Regions from separate parts of the Homo sapiens genome. Here region 1 is linked to region 2. A link is a loop called in an ENCODE intact Hi-C map of the cell type or tissue named here. Cell type or tissue: mammary epithelial cell. All regions are shown on one strand. Links, peaks and the distances in the headings refer to the core of each region. The heading gives the core; the rest is flanking DNA.

Evidence for each region. Hi-C counts contacts between places; a loop is a spot of excess contacts. Peaks named below come from ENCODE experiments on the same cell type or tissue, not always from the same donor. Only the 100,000 strongest peaks of a DNase experiment are listed, where the experiment ranks them.
Region 1: it touches region 2 in a loop (2.7-fold over the local background); 11 of 110 quality-filtered maps call a loop at or near these places.

Annotation. Positions count from the first base shown.
Region 1 is chr11:113,269,958-113,279,357 of GRCh38, reverse strand. NCAM1 (neural cell adhesion molecule 1) reads right to left here. Exons shown (of 20, transcript NM_181351.5): 18 at 8,963-9,170; 19 at 7,482-7,598; 20 at 922-4,091. The coding sequence ends at 3,971. It overlaps NCAM1-AS1 (NCAM1 antisense RNA 1), which reads left to right and starts at 5,457. Exons shown (of 3, transcript NR_034101.1): 1 at 5,457-5,734; 2 at 8,837-9,154. It overlaps TTC12-DT (TTC12 divergent transcript), which reads left to right. Exons shown (of 5, transcript NR_199709.1): 5 at 615-921. In mammary epithelial cell, for the core only: a CTCF peak has its summit at 4,433; no DNase peak of the experiment used is centred there.
Region 2 is chr11:113,121,613-113,132,138 of GRCh38, reverse strand. All of the region lies in intron 1 of NCAM1 (neural cell adhesion molecule 1), which reads right to left. Among named protein-coding and RNA genes, the nearest start is that of NCAM1-AS1, 150 kb to the left of the region's middle. In mammary epithelial cell, for the core only: no CTCF peak of the experiment used is centred there; no DNase peak of the experiment used is centred there.

The DNA.
Region 1 (9,400 bases), core at 3,346-5,845, 150 kb before region 2:
GCAAGCGAGGTAAAATTGAAGGATGCAAACTTGAAGGGCGTATCACTCTCAGATTCATGTAAGTGCAGGGTCAGCCCCGAGAGTGGGCACCTCCTTACATTTTGTGCCCTGGGATTCTCCCTTGCTTTACCTTAGCCTTGATTCTACAGCAGGTCTCTTCCAGGAACTCCCAATTCCACAGCCTAATGGACATCTCCAACTCTAGCAGCTGCTTCTTTCAGACACAGCCAGAGAGCAGCATATACAAGAGAATGCTTAGCTGAGGCAAAGTTTTATTCACTCTGTCTAGCTTAGAGACATAATAAACTCCAGGGGCTGAATGACGGCTCTAAATGCTGAGAGATAGGCCAAAGCAGTAAGAAGGAGGCATTACTTATTTTAGAATAAGCGCCATGTCATTACCTTATTGCTGAAATCTTGAAGCTCAGGTGTTGACTATTACTACGATTAGGTCTGATGGTATCGCACACCCAGGATGCCAACAGCGCCAACTCCCGCTGATTGAGTTCCCACTGTGTGCCAAGAAAGAAGACACTAGGCCTTCATGTACATTGTTTCATTCATCAACCAGCACCCTAACTAACTCTCTTTTCTTGGTATTTCCTGTATGTCAGAAAAGGAAACTGAATCTTGGGGAGATTAAGCAACTCTTTCAAGGTCAACCGGGGAGCGGCAGAACCAGAGTTCGAAGGAAACCTTTCTGAATCTGACGTCTGCCCCTTCTAAATTAGGACTCTCATCTATCAGCCTGTGAGAAAAAATACAGAAAGCATCATTCAGGCAACACATGAACTCAAGACACTGAGACTTCGCTAACCTTCCTCGCACACAAGGTCCTAAAGGAACTACCACACGCATGTCCACATTTGATGCACATAACAGACTCTCACCGCATTGAAATAAACCCCAGTATGATCATAATAGCTTTTTTCTTTCAATTTTTATTGAACACAAGTATTCCGACAGAATGCAAAGTCAAAATTCTCAGTTAGTACTCAGTATTTACACCAGTGAGAATGGAAACAAAGGTGGTATCGATGTTTCACTTGGTAAAAAGTTTTATAACAAGAGAGAAGGCCCCCGAAGTACAGAATGCTGGGTAGGGATGTTAATGGAGGTCTGAAAACCGCCATCCAGACAGACAGCCTCAAGTGAAAACCTGGGACTCGGAAGGCTCCATAGAAAAGTGTGAAAATAGAGTTCCACCTCCAAAGCTGCACTATATACACCACAGCCCTGCAGGGTCCAGTGGCCCTGCTCGTCACACTTGAGTGCTCCTCCAGCAGAACTTGGCCATGCCGGTCTTCATGTGAATACATATGTATGGCACATACACACATAGACACATAGACATTGGAAACTGGAGTTGATCCCTCCTTCAAAAATTAAAAAAGAAAATTATAAGCTTTGATCTCTTAACATAAAAGATAAAACATCTTGGAATAAAATGACTCCCTCTTTGATTTTAGAGAAAGCATTGCTTTTTTTTTTTTTTTTTTTTTTTTTTTAAAGGAAAAACTCTTGCATGCTGAGACAAACCTATGTGTAATGGGAGAGAACAGACCAAAATGTGGGCAGAGTCTTAGGTCCTAGCTAATGGCAGAGCCAGGGTTCTAGGGGGTCAGCTGTCCCGGGCCAGGTGATCTGAGGGCTGACCTGTTTCTTCCTAACCATCAGAACCAAAACCAGTTTGACCTAACCACAACCACTTTGACAGTCTTGACAAGGTATGGCATGGGCTTGGCCTGGTGTGGCAAAGCCATCGACATTACAAGATGAAGAACTGAGTCCACTGAACAGCCTGGTGACCAGAAGAGCCTGCCCCTCACTGCTGGGCCCTCCCGGTCTCAGACACCCAGGCTCTCACATTCTACTGTGTGCTCTAAGATCTCTCTTCATGTTCCTCTATTCTGAGGGCCTGTGCATTTGAACCAGAGATCTGTGCAGGCCCTAGAATCAAAGGGGCCAGGGCTGTGTGTTCTGGGATCCTCCATTTCCATCCCCAGGAGCTGAGAAAATGCAACATAACCCCACATTGAGCAAATGACAAGACCATTATTCTTCACAGTTTGAAATTATAATCTAGCATCGCCACTGATCAGACTGCAGAAGTGTCAGAACGTTGGGGAGAGTGGCCCACAGAATGGACCCAGAGGCAGCCTTGCCACCCTAACCTCTTGCTGCTTTGTACCTTAGGAGAGGAGCGCATGCGGAGTACTGATTTCTGTTTACTTAGCATCATCTTCATCATCATCATCATCATCTGTATTTCATTTTCTTTGTTAAAAGGCTTCGATTCCGTTTGAGTGATTTTTGTTTCCTGAATATTTTTTCTGAACTATCTGCTATACCTTCCACAACCAAACTATGTTGAAGTTTTATTTCAATACTATGACAAAAACACGTTTCACACTAAAATATTCACGCATCCACAGTGCACAAGCTTGCAGTTCTAAAGTAGAATGAGGGAAAAAAAAGCAAAATTTCTATACAAAGGGCTGGCTTTTCCCTTCTCCCCCCCCTCCCATCCCCCTTAAAGTTTCTGTATTTTTTCCCCCACTTGGTTTCCAATCCAGGAAAGTTGTGTTATGACTCCAGACAGTAGGTTGTTTCTTTCTTCTTTTGTTTCTATAAATGCTGCCTAAGTGAACAGAAGGCCGATGTTACTTTACTTCAACAGATTTCCAAAAAAAGACACTAATTCCCTGAAGCACACATGCTCTTCCGCTCAAATCTAGATTCTGGGCTCAAAAGGAAATGGTATGTATAGATTTTATTTGGCTTTCTACACAAAGGGGATGTGTGGGGTAATAATGTGTGTTCACCAAGACCAGCCCCAACTATACAATCTTCTCTGCTTCATTCAACAAAGCCTAAGGAGTCCTTCAAAAGAAGGGTGAGAACGCCTGGGAGCAGATCCCTTTTCACAGATGCAGGCAGGTGGCGGCTAATCAGAAAGTGGTCTAACCCCCAAAGAAACACAAAAATAACCAAAAATTCAAAAGCAAAACCATTCCAGAATGAGATGGATTTTCACCTGAGTGGGACCCAGGCAAAAACTGCAGATCAGAAAAGAGGGGAAGAGCAGCTGTAAACAATCATGTTTTGTAAAGTTGTCCTGTGCTAAAGCAAGCGTGGGATGATCCTACCTACCTCTAGGTGGTATTTGTTACCTTAAAAAATAAAAGGCAGCTATTTTACACGGACATTTAAACACAACCAAAGTCAAACATTTGTCACCTTGTAAACACTGGAAAACAAAGTTGGCAGAAAGAAAGAAAGAAAAAAGAATGTAAAAGAAAGAAAAAGAAGTCTGAATACTGCAAATTGAGATCTACCCCCAGAAGCTGCAATTTGGCATTCGTCCTATAAAATAAGAGTCTACGTGGGAATTGAATTCAGCTAGAAAGGGTGACACACTTTGCATACTGAACAAATACAAAGTGAACAGAAATTATAACTTATTTATGAGGTTTTACAGAGTTCAAACTTGACTGAAAGTATAAAAATAAACTGTGGACTTTGTTCATTCGATTAGTCTTAGTGCCTGAAAGTATTTCTCTGAAACTGGTCTGTGCCAATCGGGTAACACCAAGTGTGGTCTTCCTGAACCTAGATTTCGTTTCTGAGCTTCCTAGATTCTTAATTTGGGGTCCTTTTGTTTGATTTTTTAACGGTTTCAGGGAACGGAGTGTCCTAGTTTGGCTGTGGGTTTAACCTTTTTGTCTCATTTTCTTACAAGTGAGTGTGCAACAAAGGGACCCTTTCTATAAACCTACAAAAAGGAGATTCCCATGTTTTATCTGTTTAGTTTTTTTTAAAGGCAAAAGACACTAGAGAAATGAGATGTGTGTGTGTGCATGTGTGTTTGTGTGTGTGCGTGCGTGTGTGTGTCTGTGGTGTTGGAAATGCTCTGGTGAAGCTGCTGTGTCACTTTTTATTTTGATCTTTGCTCGGTTCTCTTCACCCATCATGCTTTGCTCTCGTTCTCCTTTGTCTGTGTGGCGTCATTGGGGACCGTCTTGACTTCGGCTGGCGCTGGCTTCGTTTCTGTCTCCTGGCACTCTGGCTTTGCTTCTACGGGGCCCTTCCTGCAGAGAATCAGGAAAACAGAACCACTGAGACCACGGTCTGCAGACATCTCGCCCCTGCATCCAGGCCTTGGGGACAGCAGGGAGGAGGAGGGGTTCTCCAGTGACAGCACCCGGCTCCAACCTCTGCCCGTCAAATCACCTGGGAGCACTAAAAATCACCCAAGCCCGAGCTGTGTTCGCGGAAATCCTGATTTAATTGGTCCGGACACAGTGACTTTTAAAAGCACCCAAGTGACTCTAATGTGCAGCCATAGTTGAGAAGCACTGAGTCAGAAGAACGAGTCCTTTCCTCTTCCAGCCCTAAGTTGATGCCAGAGGCTGTGTTTTTACCTGGGGTGGTGGAAGGGGGCAGCAGAGGCAGCTCCTCCTCACCCTGACCAGCTGCAGTGGCAACAGCTCAGCTGGATGTAAATGCAGCCTGCTGGGCTGGGCTGGGCTCCCAGCACTGATTTCAGGGGCCCCTTTGCAACCCACTCTTGCCTGTCCCTTCCCCACCCCACCCTGTGCTGTTGCAGGATGATGCCTCTAGGGCCTGCCTGGGTAGGGTGAGAAAACACTGATGGAGGCAGCTTTTCATGGCAGCCTGGTGGGGTACTAGAGTGGGCCTGGTGGCTATGCGAGAGTTGAGGGCAGCTGAGTGGGCAGGGCTATCAGAGTCCTTTTCCCTCCCGATGCTGAGATTCAGGGCTCCTGGCGAGAGCCCCTTGCAGCCCATGGTGGCAGCATGGCAGCTTATCTGGGGAGCAGCCATAGGAGCCTCTATAAAAATCTAGGTCTGACTCTGCCTCCATCAGTTCCAGGAAAGGGAGTCGGGTCTGAGGATGCATGGGGACAGGCACAGACCCCAGCCTCAGCTGGTGCCACTGAATTTTGGCAAGACACTTACAAACCTGAAAGGTTAAGGCCTTTCTCTTGAACTTTGAGACCCAGCAGCCATTTGATGCTGGGGAGCCCCGAGTCTTCCCAGCCACTCTAAGAGCAGGAGAAGCAAGAGTGGGCTGGGGGCCGGGGTTGGGAGGGGAGGGTGAGCATCTGAGCCACAGTGTGAGGGGACCTCTGAACTGCACCCTCCCCTGCCACGGGCCTGGGGCCTACCTCTTTTCTTCCTGCACATCAGTGCCTTTCTGGTAGGGACTCAGCCTGGCACTGAATAACACACCGACTGGGGGCCCCAGGGTGGCTGATAAGGGCACCTTGGCCTTCTTAGCCTGCTTCCCAAGCTATTCTCATCAGTGGCCTGACTGCAAGGGCTCCCCCAGGGAAAACAGAAGCCGCTGCTAGGATGATAAGGATAAAACATAATTAACATGGCCTAATTAGCCAGCAGGCGGCTGCTCCTGGGGCCCAGCTGCCTGTCCTGCTCTCTCTGCCTTATCCCAGCCCCTTGGTTGACGGTCGCCTCAGAGAAGCCCTGGATGAGGCTGAAGACACATCTAACAAGGAGGACACAGCACAGCACAAATGCACACCACCACAGGACACAACCCGATGACAGCAGACAAAGAGAGGCCGTACTCGGTCTTTGCTGGCGCAGGCGAAACAGAGCTGTCTGCAGTGGAAGGAGCAAGCTCAGGGGCTTGTCCACTGGCCCCAGCGGCGGGAGCAGGAGAGCCCAGGGCTGCAAAAACATCCTTTGCAAGGTCAATATCTGGGGTCTTGAAGTTCCCTTCGTCCATTTTAAAGTCCTCGCCCTGGGAAGGGTTTGTGGTGCTGACGGAGGCAGCCTCGCTCTTCGGGCTAGCAAGGGCTGTGGCTGCCTCGGCCGGGCTCTTCGCGGCTCCGGGCTGGGTGGGCTCCGGGTCCGGGCCTTTGGTGCTGGGAGCCTCCTGCTTGGCCTGAGGGGCTTCTGTGGCAGGGGCAGCCGCTGCTGCTAGAGGACTGGCTGCCCCAGTCGGGGTGGGGACTGGTGCAGGGGTGGGCTTGCTGGCCGGAGGAGCCTTAGAGGCCTCCCCGACACCAGCAGGGGCGCTTGGGCTGAGGACAGCCCCTTGGTTAGCCAGGACACTAGAAGACAAATTGCTAGCGGCAGGGGTTGAGGTCGGGGTGTCGCTCAGGTCAACGAGGGGGGCGACCTTGGGGGCTGAAGCTGGGGCCGGGGAGGGGGCAGAGGCGCTGGGCCCCTTGGAAGGGGTGGCCTGGCCAGCCGGTACAGAGTTTGAGTCAGGCGTGGCCGTGGCCGGCGGGGCAATACTGGAGGTCAGGGTGGTGGTCTCACTGGTGGGGCTGTTCTGAGCAGTGGCAAAGGTTTCGGTGATAGTGTCAGAGTTAGTGGTGACGGTGGTGACAGAAGGCAGCATGTCCTCGACAGTGGCCGTAGTGTCGGCAGGCAGCCTGTGGGAGGACAGGAAGTAGAAGAGAATAGACAATGAAGCTGAGACGTGACAGAGAAGCGAGGAGGAGGGCTGAAGCCCAGGACAGGGACCATGGGGGTGGGGGCATGCAGTTAGGCACAGGCACGGACACAGGCCCACAGAGAGAGAAGGATGCTGAGAGGAAGCACACGCCCAGGTGGGCAGAAGAGGACACAGGAGACGACAGAGAACGTGGCGGTCTCAAAAGGGACCTGCTAGCCCTTCCCTGCTGATGTCTCTCCAGCTCTCTGCATAGAGCTCCCTTTCCCTGAAGTCCTTGCAGACCTGCCTAGGGCTTCCTGATCCCTGCCCTGGATCTCCATTCAAGGAGGGGCAGGCTTCTGTTCAGCATCCACCTGCTCTAGGCTTCCCAGGTCCCAGAGGAACTGGGCCCAGCTGTCCTGCAGGGCTCCCCAGGGCACCGATGGGAAAAGTCACGAATAAGGCAGATCACGAGTACTCAGAATGGCTCATAGGAGCTGTGGGTTCTTCCAGTCACAGATTTTGTGGTTCCCTGAAACTCCATTCCCTTTAAGCCCATAAGATCCTTGACAGCTAGGCAGGCATTACAACCACAACTGGTCTGGGGCTCCGTGGGTCCCCGAGGTTTCTGAACAGAGGAGGGGCAGAGAACTTTACCAGGTCCCCAGCTTCCCTTATCCTTTCAGGGGGAAAACACAAAACCCTAGAATTTCAAGAAATCCTAAGCAGACTCTGCTAAGCCTTTCAGTGAGATTTTGCCACCTTAAGCCATTTCCAGAATATGTGTATAACTTGAGAACAGGGGCTAGGGATCCAGGGATCCCTACTTATACAGGAGCCTTCTAAGGGTACCCACAGCCACCGAAATAGAACCAGAAATGCCTGAGGTCAGGCATTTCTCAGCCAAGCAGGTCTTGTGGCCAAGGGTTTGGAATCCTGGCCTGAACTGTTTGGCCGGGAGCTGTGGGTAGGGGCACGGGAGGTGGGGGTAGGGTGGGGAGGTGGGTGTGGGGGTCTCTACGGAGCAGGTGCCAGCCCCTCCCAGCCCACGTACTCGGGCTCCGTCAGTGGCGTGGTCTCGTTGGGCTCTGTGTGTTTCCCTCCATCATGGTTTGGGGTCCTCTCCTCCTCCGTTCGAACCTCCACGATGGGCTCCTTGGACTCATCTTTCCTGTGGAGACAGTACTGCTGGTTAGACCCTAGGGCAGCTGCAGGGAGGGGCTCCCACGGAAGAGCAGCTATGACTCAACCCAAGGCTGGCACGGTGGGCATCCAGAGCCAACAGATTCAAATGTATAAGTCTCAGCCCAACCCTTGCTAGCTGTGTGACCTTGAGCTTCAGATTTAATCACCCTGCCTCAGTCCCTTCATCTGTAAAATGAGGCAAAAACACTGTTACTTTGCCTAGTTATGAGAATTCAATGAAAGGATGCATGGGAAGTGCTAAACACAGTGCCTGACACAGATCATTGCTCAAATACATACATCTGTCTCTGTACACAGGTATACATACATTTCTTTTCCTTTCCTTTTCTTTTTTTTTTTTTTTTTTTTTTTTTTTGAGACAGAGTCTCTCTATGTCGCCCAGGCTGGAGTGCAGTGGCGTGATCTTGGTTCGTTGCAACCTCCGCCTCCTGGGTTCAAGCGATTCTCCAGCCTCAGCCTCCTGAATAGCTGGGATTACAGGAGCATGCCACCACGCCTGGCTAATTTTTGTATTTTTAGTAGAGGCGGGGCTTCGCCATGTTAGCCAGGCTGGTCTCCAACTCCTGACCTCAAATGATCCATCCATCTCGGCCTCCCAAAGTGCTGGGATTACAGGCGTGAGTCACCCCTATACATACATTTCTAAGTACATGCACATACATGTATATGCATATACAGTGCCTGGCATGTGGTGGTGCTAAACAACTTATTTCCTTGCTCAGTCCCTTTCTGGCTTGCTCCAGCTCTGCTCCACCCAGTGACAGTCTTCGAAGGCTCTTGCTAACTGGCTTAGGATCTGTTTCTCCAAGATGCTGTTGGAGGGACAGTATCTGGATCATCAGCTCCATAAGGACAAGAATTTCTATCTGTTTGTTCCCTGTTGTACCTATGTGCCTGGGAACAGTGCCTTGCCTGCAGCAGCTGCTTGATAAATATTTGTTGAGTGATGGATGAATGAATGAATAAACAATGTACGAAAGCAAGGTAAGTGTGTCCCTCTAATGCTGCCCTACCCCATGGCAGCTCCTCCCCAGGTTTAGTTCTGACAATTTCCCTCATTTTGACCTACACAGGGATTTTCACACTCTGGGGAGATTCTAATACAAGAGATCTGGGATTGGGCTCAAGAGTCTACATTTCAAACAGGTAACCCCCAAAGACCATGCTTTGAGAAACTTTTCTCTAATGTTTTTCCCCCATCAGGGTTCCAAATGGAGAACGTGCAATGAAAGGAAAGGCACCAGCTGATGGCGCAGGGTGGTGCAGCTGCTGGGTCCCTGGGCTGGAGCAGAGCCCAAACCTCAGCAAGGTGGACAGGTCTGCACTCACGAGAAGGCGGCCTTGCCCTCCTCCATGTCCTTGCCCTTGGCCCCGGGCCCGGCTTTTCCACACAGGTTGACCGCAATGCACATGAACAGGCCACACTTGTTCAGGAAGTAGCAGGTGATGTCCACAACCACCAGGAGCAGGACGAAGATGACGATGAGGATGCCCACGATGGCCCCGGTGCTCAGGCCTGAGGTGGGGCTGCCGTTGGCTTGAGTGGGAGAGAGATGGCTGGTGGTTAACAGACTGAGATGCGAGACCTCCAGACCCTGCCAGCAAAAGCCCCTGCGGGTGGGGAGGGCCCAGAGGACAGAGTCATGGCATTCATGCCCAGAGTGACACCTTCCTGGGGACCTTCTATGCCCCAGAATTGAGAAAACAGGGTCTTTCTATACCTTCCAGAGGGAGGGATGACAACATCATCTCACAGATTGGGGAACA
Region 2 (10,526 bases), core at 3,260-5,759:
CAGCAAGCTAAAACAGTGTCCACACAGAGGACTGCAAAGTCATGGAGGAGGGAGAGGATGTGCGTTTCTTTACTCACTAAAAACCATCTCTGTCCCTCTCCTCATCTGAACAGAAACAAGCACAGAAGACACACAGTTTTCTGGCAGGGCAAAGGAAGTGGCTCACCTAGCTCCAGACGGACTTCAAGTTCCTGGTTATGGCAGAGATGGCTAACTGTCCTCCAAACCTACTTCCCTTTACCAATGGGCATACAGCTAGACTTCATTTCCTCATCTCCCGACCAGTAAGCCATAACCACGTGGCTGGGTTCTGGCCAGGGGATTATGGGTGGAAATCATTTATGCCACTTTTGTGACTGGCCCCTAAAACCACCTGCTCGATCTTCCACTCATCTCTCCTATCAGCTGCCTGGCTGGGGACGTCTGGGGGAAGACAGCAGAGATTTGACATCCTGGACCCCTGAATGACTGTGTGGAGCACAGCCTGCCTCACCCAGCTGTGGGAGTTTCTGAGCACGAGACATCAACCCCTGCTGTCCTGAGCCACTGAGGTCTGAGGCTTCATCTGTTATGATGACTTCACTTACATACCCCTTGCAAGGGTGGCGCACTGCCAGGTTTAGCTTCCATTAGATACATCTGTGTGCTTCCAACACATCCCTCTTTCTCTTTTAAGCTCTTCTGCATGTGTGTTGTTCCTTACAATCAATGAATCCCTGAGTAAAATGGGCTTGGAGAAAATGTCCTGGAAGCCCAGTGAGGAGGCACAGCAGACTATCTTTTGGGGTGGGACAGGTGGTTTTGTGTCATCCCTCACACAGCCCAGAGGGTGGAAAGCATCAAGAGAAAGGCTCCTGACAGGCCATGACAGGGCTCACTGCTAATCACATCAACTAGTTTGCCTCTTCCACAGCCTACCTCGAAAAAAGACAAATAGACTTCAATTAAATTTAGAAAGAACATAAAAAAGAATTTCCTGACAGCAGCTGGAATATCTTGGATCAGACCACAAGGTCTGAAGCTCTTCAGAGCTAAATATGAATACGGAGGCAACTGTTCCCAGTTGGTTTAGGTCAAGCCGTTACTAACCGTCTGTCCTGTGACTTTTAGGCTAAGGAAGCAAATTTTTCCAGAGGAGGAATAGAAAAGAAAAGGTCTCTAGTAGTTTTCCTCATAGTCCAACCAGTGCTGCAAGGAGAGAGTTACTATGAACAATTCGACGAAGGACTGCAACAATACCACCATTCTACCTTAGGAAGAATATCCTAAATATCACACACACCCCCATCACACACTTGATACAGGTTTAGGAAATAGCCACGCACAAGGTCACACTTATCTTTTGCTGATGGGGAGGTATAAATGCATTTAATCCAATCCACAGGTGGGGAGCAGTTGCAATGTGTACTACTAGGGGAAGCCAGGACTTATGATTTATCATTCCTGTCTTCAAGTTGCTTACAAACTACTAACAGAAGCAGGACATAGCATGAAAGATCAAATAAAATAACAAGACAATGGTACAAATGATGTCACAAAGGTATCTACAGCCCAGTCATTGGGCAGAATTCAGCCTATTATTTGTATCCAAATTTCTTTTCAAACTCACCTAATTTGCCAACACCACTGTTCCTTGGCACTCCCAATCCTAGTTGCCCTAGTTGTTTGATTTGTTTCCCTATTAATATACATCACTTTGTGGCATACTGTTTAATTGACTCATTGAATGTATTTAATAAGCTTAATGAAGGCAGGGATTTTCTCTGTTTTGTTCAGTGTTGTGCCCCAGTGTCTTGCACAGTGCTAGGCACATAGAAGATGCACAATAAATATCTGTCAAGCAAAGGAAAACCATGACAAGCTTCTAAAACCAGAAATTAATTTTTAAAAAAGTTAATTCCAATGCTCCTAAAAATATTGTTTGCAGACACTCTGCCAACAATAGCTAGAGCCTGCTCGCCAATGTGAATACTGAACGAGGCTTCAAATTTATAAGGATCTCTACTGTCAAACACAAGACACTGACATTTGGAAGATGTAGTGGGCAAAGCCTGTCTTCTATGTGGCCATCTTCTTATTTGAATTAATGGTATCACCAAAAAGGGGGCCCTTAGACACCCACGTGTACATCCAGAGGGCCATAAGTGCTGTTAGTGCTGTTAAAAAACGTGATAATAACATTAAAAAGGGCAAGCCTGTGTGTCCTACATGAAATGAGTGTCTAACACAGCAAAACCTGAAGCTACCAGAGCATTATGCTAAATTGCTGGCCTATTTACTTAACTAGCAATGGGCTGAAAAGAACCTCAAGGGCAGGATGAATTGAGGCTGTTCACCCTTGTCACTGAACACATATCTTCTTTATTCAGGATGTTCACAATGCTGCGCAGTCTCATAAGAAATCTTGAAATCCACATTCCTGCCTCTCTCCTAGGAATCTTGGTGCCAGTGTATTCATTTGACATTTTTGGGCTCCTATGGCATGAGTAGAGAAAGATCAGTTCTAAGGAGTTTTTCCAGAATAACGCCATATTTAATCAGTGGATGAAATGAACAGGATTTAGTCTTCCTGACCAAGTTCATCCCTGTGTTCATCTCACAGCTGTGACTGAGCAGCCATTTTAGAGAGCAAATGATGGATGCTCATATGTCTTAGTCACTGTTACTGGCATAAAAAAAATACAGGTCCTTGTCTATAGAGTCCCTAGGAAACACACCCAAAAAGAATCTCATTATAGTGAAGATGTAGCCAGTGGAGACGTACAGCTCCAGCTCCGCATGCACAGAAAATTATGTAGAAACCAATCTGCCAGGACAACAGTTTAATCTTCAAAAGCAAAACTTGGCCCTAAGATACCAAGCTAATGAGAGATTTTTATTGAAAATATCTTCATTTGTCAGACCCAAAGGGTCCTCTTAGGGAAATGAGAGGCCCCATGTGAAATTCAAAGGAGACTTGGCCCTACACTTCTCCAATCCAGAAGTGAAAGGAGAAAGCTGTTATTCTGGTGGCTCTTCCCAGACTTCACCTATCAGGTTTTGTCCAATGAGAAGGCAAAAAGCCTCCCTTAAACTGTACAGCTCCCAGAAAAAATAAAGATGGGTTTAATGTTTCTGCTCTCGTTTTTTGCTCTATATAATCTCCCCCAAGGATTAATTTTTAATATATCATGTGTGCCTGCACGCATGCACACACACACACACACACACACACACACACACACACACACACCCTCACAACTTGAAGTATTTTAGTTACTCTCCAATTGCAGGTCATGAATGTCAATAATTCCAGCTGTCCCCAGTGACAAACACGGCCTGTACCCCCACGCCCATGCCCACTTGGCAGCTTCTCCTCCCTATCTCTCCACTCATTCCTTCCTCTTTGGAATCCAAGTTGACCCTGCTAAAAAGAGTCTCCAATAAAATGAGAAATACGAGGCCTATTTTTCAACTTCTAAGCCAAGCACAGAGATGTGAGTAAGTCATCCCAAGAATAAAGAGGACTAAAGGAGGGGGCATGCCTATGAAGGGGGCAGAGGGAAAGGACGCTGCTGTGGGAAGGGATAAAAGCAGAGTTCGTTGTCACCATTGTCACCATGGAGTATATACCCCTTATCGTGACTTTTCTTCTTAAACAAATGTCTCATTCATTCACTAGACTGTGAACATGGAGGGGAGGAACCATTTACCACAGACTCTTGTATCCAAAGCTCCTGGAGAAGAAGTGTATGTGCAGGACACTTTCTAATACCTGAGTGCACTGATTAATAAGTCACAGAGTACTTTTATTCCCCTTTCACATAAGAACAGAGGCCTGGAGATGTGAGGTTGCATACCCAAGCTCATGGAGCTAATAAGTGACACATCTGAGATGCAAAGCTAGGTCTGCCTGCTCCCAAACCGTTCTGTGATGCACGCAAGGCCCGAGCAGTGAAGAGCTACTGAGCAAATGGGCGATGCTGAGCGTATTAGATGCTGTTGGAAAGAAAGTGTGGTTGCCAAAAGTGATTGGGGTGAATGGTGCACGGATTAAGTAATAAAACAGACACCAGCCAAGGAAAAATATAAGACCAGGCCAAGACTATAGACAGAGGGACCACACTGTCGGCCCCAGCAGTCTGGTGAGCATGCCACAGGGAGTATTTGGTCAAAATGATTACTCAGCCACGCCCCATGTGATAAGCAGCCGCCCTCCCAAAATCTCCTGTGCCCAGTCCTTTGTGGGACAGGTACCCAGCACAGTGAGGCTACTTTGTATCTAAGGGCAAATATGTTCTGAGTTCCACATACCCAACATACAACCCACCTGCTGAAAGGCAGCCCATCTTTCAATTGAGAACCACCGGACTATTTCTGTCTCTTGTAGGAAGGGACGCTGCTGAGCAGCTGTCTGATTTTTGTTACTGGGCACTAATCACTTAAGCTTTTTATTGTTATAATTCCTTTTTCTTTTAGTGGAGATTGAATTACCAATTTTCAATGCCTTGCAACTCTTAATATCAATTTTTAAAAATTTCTATCCTCTCACCACTACTTAACCATCACCAATTTTGCTAAAAGCAATGGGGGTTTAAAAATACTATCCCTAAAAGATAGTTCCTGCCTTAAAAGGTGTTGCATTTATACTTCCATTATAATCTTCATTCCTTTCTTTTTACAGGAGCAATTAGACCAGTAATAGTACGATGCAAGCTTTATTTTAAATGGCTTCCGGAAGAAAAGAGACAAAAGCACTGGTAACTCCTGAAACAGTTTTCTGTACACAGTCTTCTAGCTCCCTATGGCAGGCAGGAGTGGACACGGAGGTTTTGCAGAGCTCTGATAAGCTCTTGTTTATTTTAAATTCCATTTATTATTCTACGGCAGTGTCTGTCCAAAAGAATTACCTGGAGAGCTTTTGTAAAAATGCTTTCTAAACCCCACTCCTGGAGATTCTGGGGTAGAGCCCTGGAATGTGTATTTAACAAGCTCCCAAATGAGTCTGTTACAGGATCAAGCTTGGGAATCACAATTCTAATACATAAGAGGTAGTAGAACAGGGACAATGTGTTGTTCAGACAATCAGCAAACATCACTATCTTCTCTGAGTTCCATGTTGGAATATAGGCTGCCACTGTGGTAGGCAGGAAAGAGGCACAGAAAACAAACAGGAGGGAGGATTTATCCTCTAGAGAAAGTTTAAACCTGGACATGTCCCTTGCACCAAGGTCTGTCTGGCTGGTCTGAAATTGCACACTGTTAGGAGGTGTGGTGGATATCCTGGGATAAATGGGCACTATGGCAGTTCTACCTAAGTCTGGCCTGTAAAGTGGATGAGTTTTTCTGCTGTGAATTTGCTTATTCTCTGTCTGTGTTGTGGGCAAATTTGCATTGTGTTTGCAGTGGGCGTTGGGGACTTGAGTGGATTCCTATTGAAAAGTAACAATGTTTCTTTTTATGAGAACCGTTCATGTAAAAGAATTTCAAAACTAAGTAAGAATGTCAGGGAGACAAGAGAAACTCGATAATTTGTCAATTGCATCCGCTGAGAATACAATTATGAGAAAAATGAACTGTAATGATATAATAGATCTTTTTGTGTTGCTTAAAGACTAAGCAATAAAAGAGCAGGGTGATAAGCATCGGAAACTGTGGCTATAAACACATCTGAGTCTGTTTCATGAGCACATGGGGTAGGCCCACCCTGGGATGGAGGCAACGTGGAGAACTCTGTACCTTGGGTTCAAGTCCTGACTTTACCATTGGATGAGTTGTATGACCTTGAGCAAGCTGTAAACACTCACTGAGCCCAATCCTCTCTGAGTGGCACAGAGACCAGAGCTGATACTGGAAAGCACACAGCACAGGGCCTGCCACATGGGAGGCACTGAATAAATGGCAGCTATTTACTGTTTTTATTATATTACTGTATATTATTATTATTATTTGTTGTTGTTAAGGGTAGGGGAGGGTTTTATTCTTACTATTTTTTTTTTTTTTTGAGAAAGGGTATCACTCTGTCACCCAGCTGAAGTGCAGTGGTATGATCTTGGCTCCCTGCAATCTCTGCCTCCCAGGCTCATGAGATTCTCCCACCTCAGCCTCTCAAGCAGCTGGGACTACAGGCATGCACCACCACACCTGGCTAATTTTTGTATTTTTTGGTAGAGATGGAGTTTCAGCGTGTTGGCCAGGCTGGTCTTGAACTCCTGACCTTAAGTGATCTGCCCAACTTAGTCTCCCAAAGTGCTAGGATTACAGGTGTGAGCCACCACACCCAGCCAGGTTTTATTATTATTTTTTGTTGTTATTGTTGTTAAGGGTAGGAAAGGAAAGACTCAAAGATTTAGGATCACACTTTGCAATGTGGGACAAAAGCCAGCTGCACAGATTCCACAGATGATGAACTTAATCAATATTTTAATTCCAAAGGGTGGCCTGGAGCCTTTGAAAGTCTGCCCTCACGTCCAACCTGGTGACCTGGCATCCTGCACTCTGCCCAGCGGGCTCTGAGCAGACCGCCCACCTTTGGCTGACTCAAACAGTGGTTTCTAGACTAATGTAGTATAAGCCACTGCTGCTGAACAATTTTGTCTGCTGAAAGCCAATAGCGTGTAAAGGGCCACTCTTGGATCAACCCAAGCTGCAATCTCTGCTGCAGTTTTGATATAATCAAAACGTAAGGGCGATAAATGTTAATCCAACTTAATCCTGTTCATTAATAAATATAATTGAGATTTCTATTGATTTATCTACAACCATTTTTCTTATAAATGAAATATGCTGGTATTTTTCTGGAGGAAATGGTGTTAGGGTTTAGAATTTCTAAGATACTGCTGCAATCATTACAGAGGAAACGTGGTCCATTCCTTAATAGGTGTAACAGTGGAAACCGCCTTGCCTGGAATCTTTAGAGGACTCAGAGAAAGCCAGCTTTGTCAGAATCTCAACACTGGACTACCTGCTTACTGAGCAAAGCCATCCATTCATCAAAACAATATCAAAAAGTTACTACCCAACTGTGCTTCAGAATACGAGGGTGGCATCCTATATTGCTCTAATCATATTACTTACGATTTTATAAGTTGTCTGATTAGAAGGCTGATTTAATTAGAGTACTAATAGAAATGACAAACATTACATATGCTCATATATTGCTAAACCTTTTTCAATTATATTGGAGGTACCACCAGTGTGATGGCTAATGGTATACATTCAGGCCTTTAATGACGGACGGCCTCAAGCAATCTGCACACATCTTTATGACACACGTTAAATATACATTCAATGTACTGCTGAGAAATTTAGCAGAAGTGTCGATTCAAGCTCTTTTGCCAGACCCGGAGTAATCCAGCTGTCAGTAAACGTGTCTTATACTGACTTGAATGCTGTAGTGAGAGCCCAATGAACACACACAGGAAAAATGGGAATTCTTTTTTCCTTGACGTATTATACCTTATTGCTCTGGTATCTTTTGATAAGTTATAATCCAAGGAAAGCCCTTCCAAAATAAATAGTTATCATCAGGAGCTATGCCAAAGAATGAAATACACCTCAGTTTCCCATATGTAATGAACCGCAAGACTAAAAGCAAAGAATTCAGAAATATCTTGTGACTGTAAACACACAGCAGCCACTCTACTGTACAGAGAGGGACTTAGCTATGGCGCTGTCAGCCCCTGCTTGGCTGGATTTAAAAGTGTCAGAAAAGAGAGGTGGAGATCTGTTTCTTTAGCTGTGCAGCAGAGTCCTGAGTAGGACTTGTTCTGTTGCCCTATGTTGGTGACCAAGGAAGCAAAGCTAAGGTCAAAGAGATGGGCAAGTGCACTGCAGTCTACAGAGTACTAATGATTGAGAAAAGACACCTCCGGAAAAGCTTAGGGAGATGGTAGAATAGTCCTGCGACACCACACTCCCCACTTGCCCCTCCTTCCTCCTTCTCAGTCTAGAGAAGACAAAGAAGACAGCAGGTGGAATTAGCTCCGGGTCTTCTGCCTAGTGAGAGTAGCTACAGCTTTCCCTTCTTCTTTCCCTAGCATTGTTATCCTTTCTTTCAACTAAAGCAAGAGAAAGGTGACTATCTAAGAGAATTACTTTGGAGGAGCCAGCTTGAAGGAGAACCTGGCATCCTGCTTCCCAGCTGGATGACTGCAGGGTCAGCCGCTTTGCTGATCAGCCCTGAGTCCCCCAACCACCCTGAGCAGGCAAAAAGTGAATTGGAGAGAAATGGTAGGGCAAGAGGGGTCAGGAACCATCTAGCAAAGGCTAGGATGAGCGAGCTTCCCAAGCACCAGTGGGTCTACATCCCTTTGCCAGGGTCCTACTCAAGGGGGCAGCCTGCATGTCAAGGGAGCTCAGGAAGGAAAGGCTGTGGGCTGTACCACCAGGAGCGGAGCTGAGGGGTGGCTTGATAAAGCCGGGTTGACATTGTATCTCCTACAGCCAGGAAACACAGGACAGGGAGTCCCCTGAAGGGGCTCTAAGGAGACCTCCCTTGAGTACCATGAAAAGGCCAGTATTTGGATGTCTCCCACCTGGCAGGCACCCACCACCAGTCAGGGGTACCACAGAAGCAGGCACATCTCCAGAGAGAGGATGGCAGCCATGGTCAGTGGTGTGAGAGACACTATCTCCGCCCCACCCTAAAATACAGGAAGGGAAGGAGAATGAGAAGAAGAACAGAGTAAGAGTGTCCCAGAACTAAATCAAATTCCTTTACCCTTTTCCAAGGCAAGGGAAGGGGAGGAAGATGGAAAGAGTAAGCACCCCCTCCCCAATCCAAGTCTTTTATTTTTATTTTGAAATTGATACATTAATATTTGTACATATGTATGGGGTACATGTGATATTTTGATGCATACATACAATATGTAATGATCAAACCAGGGTGTTTAGATTATCCATCGCCAGGAACGTTTATCATTTCTTTGTGTTGGGAATATTTCAAATCTTCTAACTATTTTGAAATATATATTGTTGCTAACTGTCATCACCCTACTGTGCTACCCAAAACTAACATTTATTGCTTCTACCTAACTGTATGTTTGTATCCATTAACCAACCTATTCTTCCCCTCTTCCTTCCTCCACCTACACACACCCTTCCCTGCCTCTGGTAACCATCATTCTACTCTCTACCTCCTTGAGATCAACATTTTTTAGCTCCCACATATGAGTGAGAACATACAATATTTGTCTTTCTGTCCCTGACTTACTTCACTTAACAGAATGACCTCCAGGTCCATCCAAGTCCTTTTAAAACTAAAGAAGGCAGGTGCTGGAGGGAATGGAAAAGATGAGATTTACAAAGAATATGAGAATGGTGCTTTAAACTAGACAACCCTGAGTTCCTTTTTATTATTATTATTTTTTTGAGACGGAGTTTCGCTCTTGTTGCCCAGGCTGGAGTGCAACGGTGCAATCTCGGCTCACTGTAACCACTGCCTCCTGGGTCCAAGCAATTCCCTTGCCTCAGCCTCCCGAATAGCTGGGATTACAGACATGCACTACCATGCCTGGCTAATTTTTTGTATTTTAGTAGAGATGGGGTTTCTACACGTTAGTTAGGCTGGTCTCAAACTCCCGACCTCAGGTGATCCGCCTGCCTCGGCCTCCCAAAGTGCTGGGATTACAGGCATGAGCCACCATGCCCGGCGAGTTTCTTTTTAATTAATGAAAACAAGTGAGGTTCCACCAAAAATGTTCAATTTAATACATCTTTTTTGAGGATCCACCATGTGTCAGTCACCATTTTAGGCACTTGAGTGACAATGACACTAATGAATGAAACAAAGATCCCAGCCTTCCTGTTACTTATGGAGAAGAGAGATTTAATACAGTGCAGTTAATACACTGAGTGGAGAAAAATAAAACTACTGAACTTCTACTGGGTTCAGACTAGTCGATAAACCAGTTTCAACAGCTTTCAAAGATTAAATAACTTCTTTCTGAAAGTTTTGCTCTCACAAAAACACTGAGTTCTGCAAAAGGACCTAGAGATTGAACAGGAGGGGATGGGATCTGAAGGCAAGCTGATGACACCAGGCAACTGTTATGGGCTTAGAGAGATGTGTAAGGGCACTTGGAATAGACTGAAATAGACTAGATTACCCCCTTTCTGCCTCCATGGTGTTTGCTTTCTTCACTGATTCCATCCACACCGAGCCTTATCTCCTCAGTATAATAAAATCAACCTGAGACAGGAATCAGTGCAAAGCAAGACCACAGCTGTGATGTGGACCAGATAAGAATTTAAGATCTGCTTTACATTTGCCAATGGAAGCACTGCCATGTTTTCTAAATAGTTGCTTGTAGAGAAAAAGACATTACACAGTAAATAGGTCCACATTTACAGACAACTCAAAAATCTCTGGATAGGCACCCAAAGGAATGGATTTTGTCTCCATTCCTAGTTTCTGAGTTGATTCTATTTTCCTGGAGAAGGATCTTGAAACTCATGAAGTCTGACCAAGATAAGAAGGAGCCTCTGGAGTGTTGGGGATAATAACTCCGAAATCCACAGTAAATTCTACTCCTGTCTCCTTT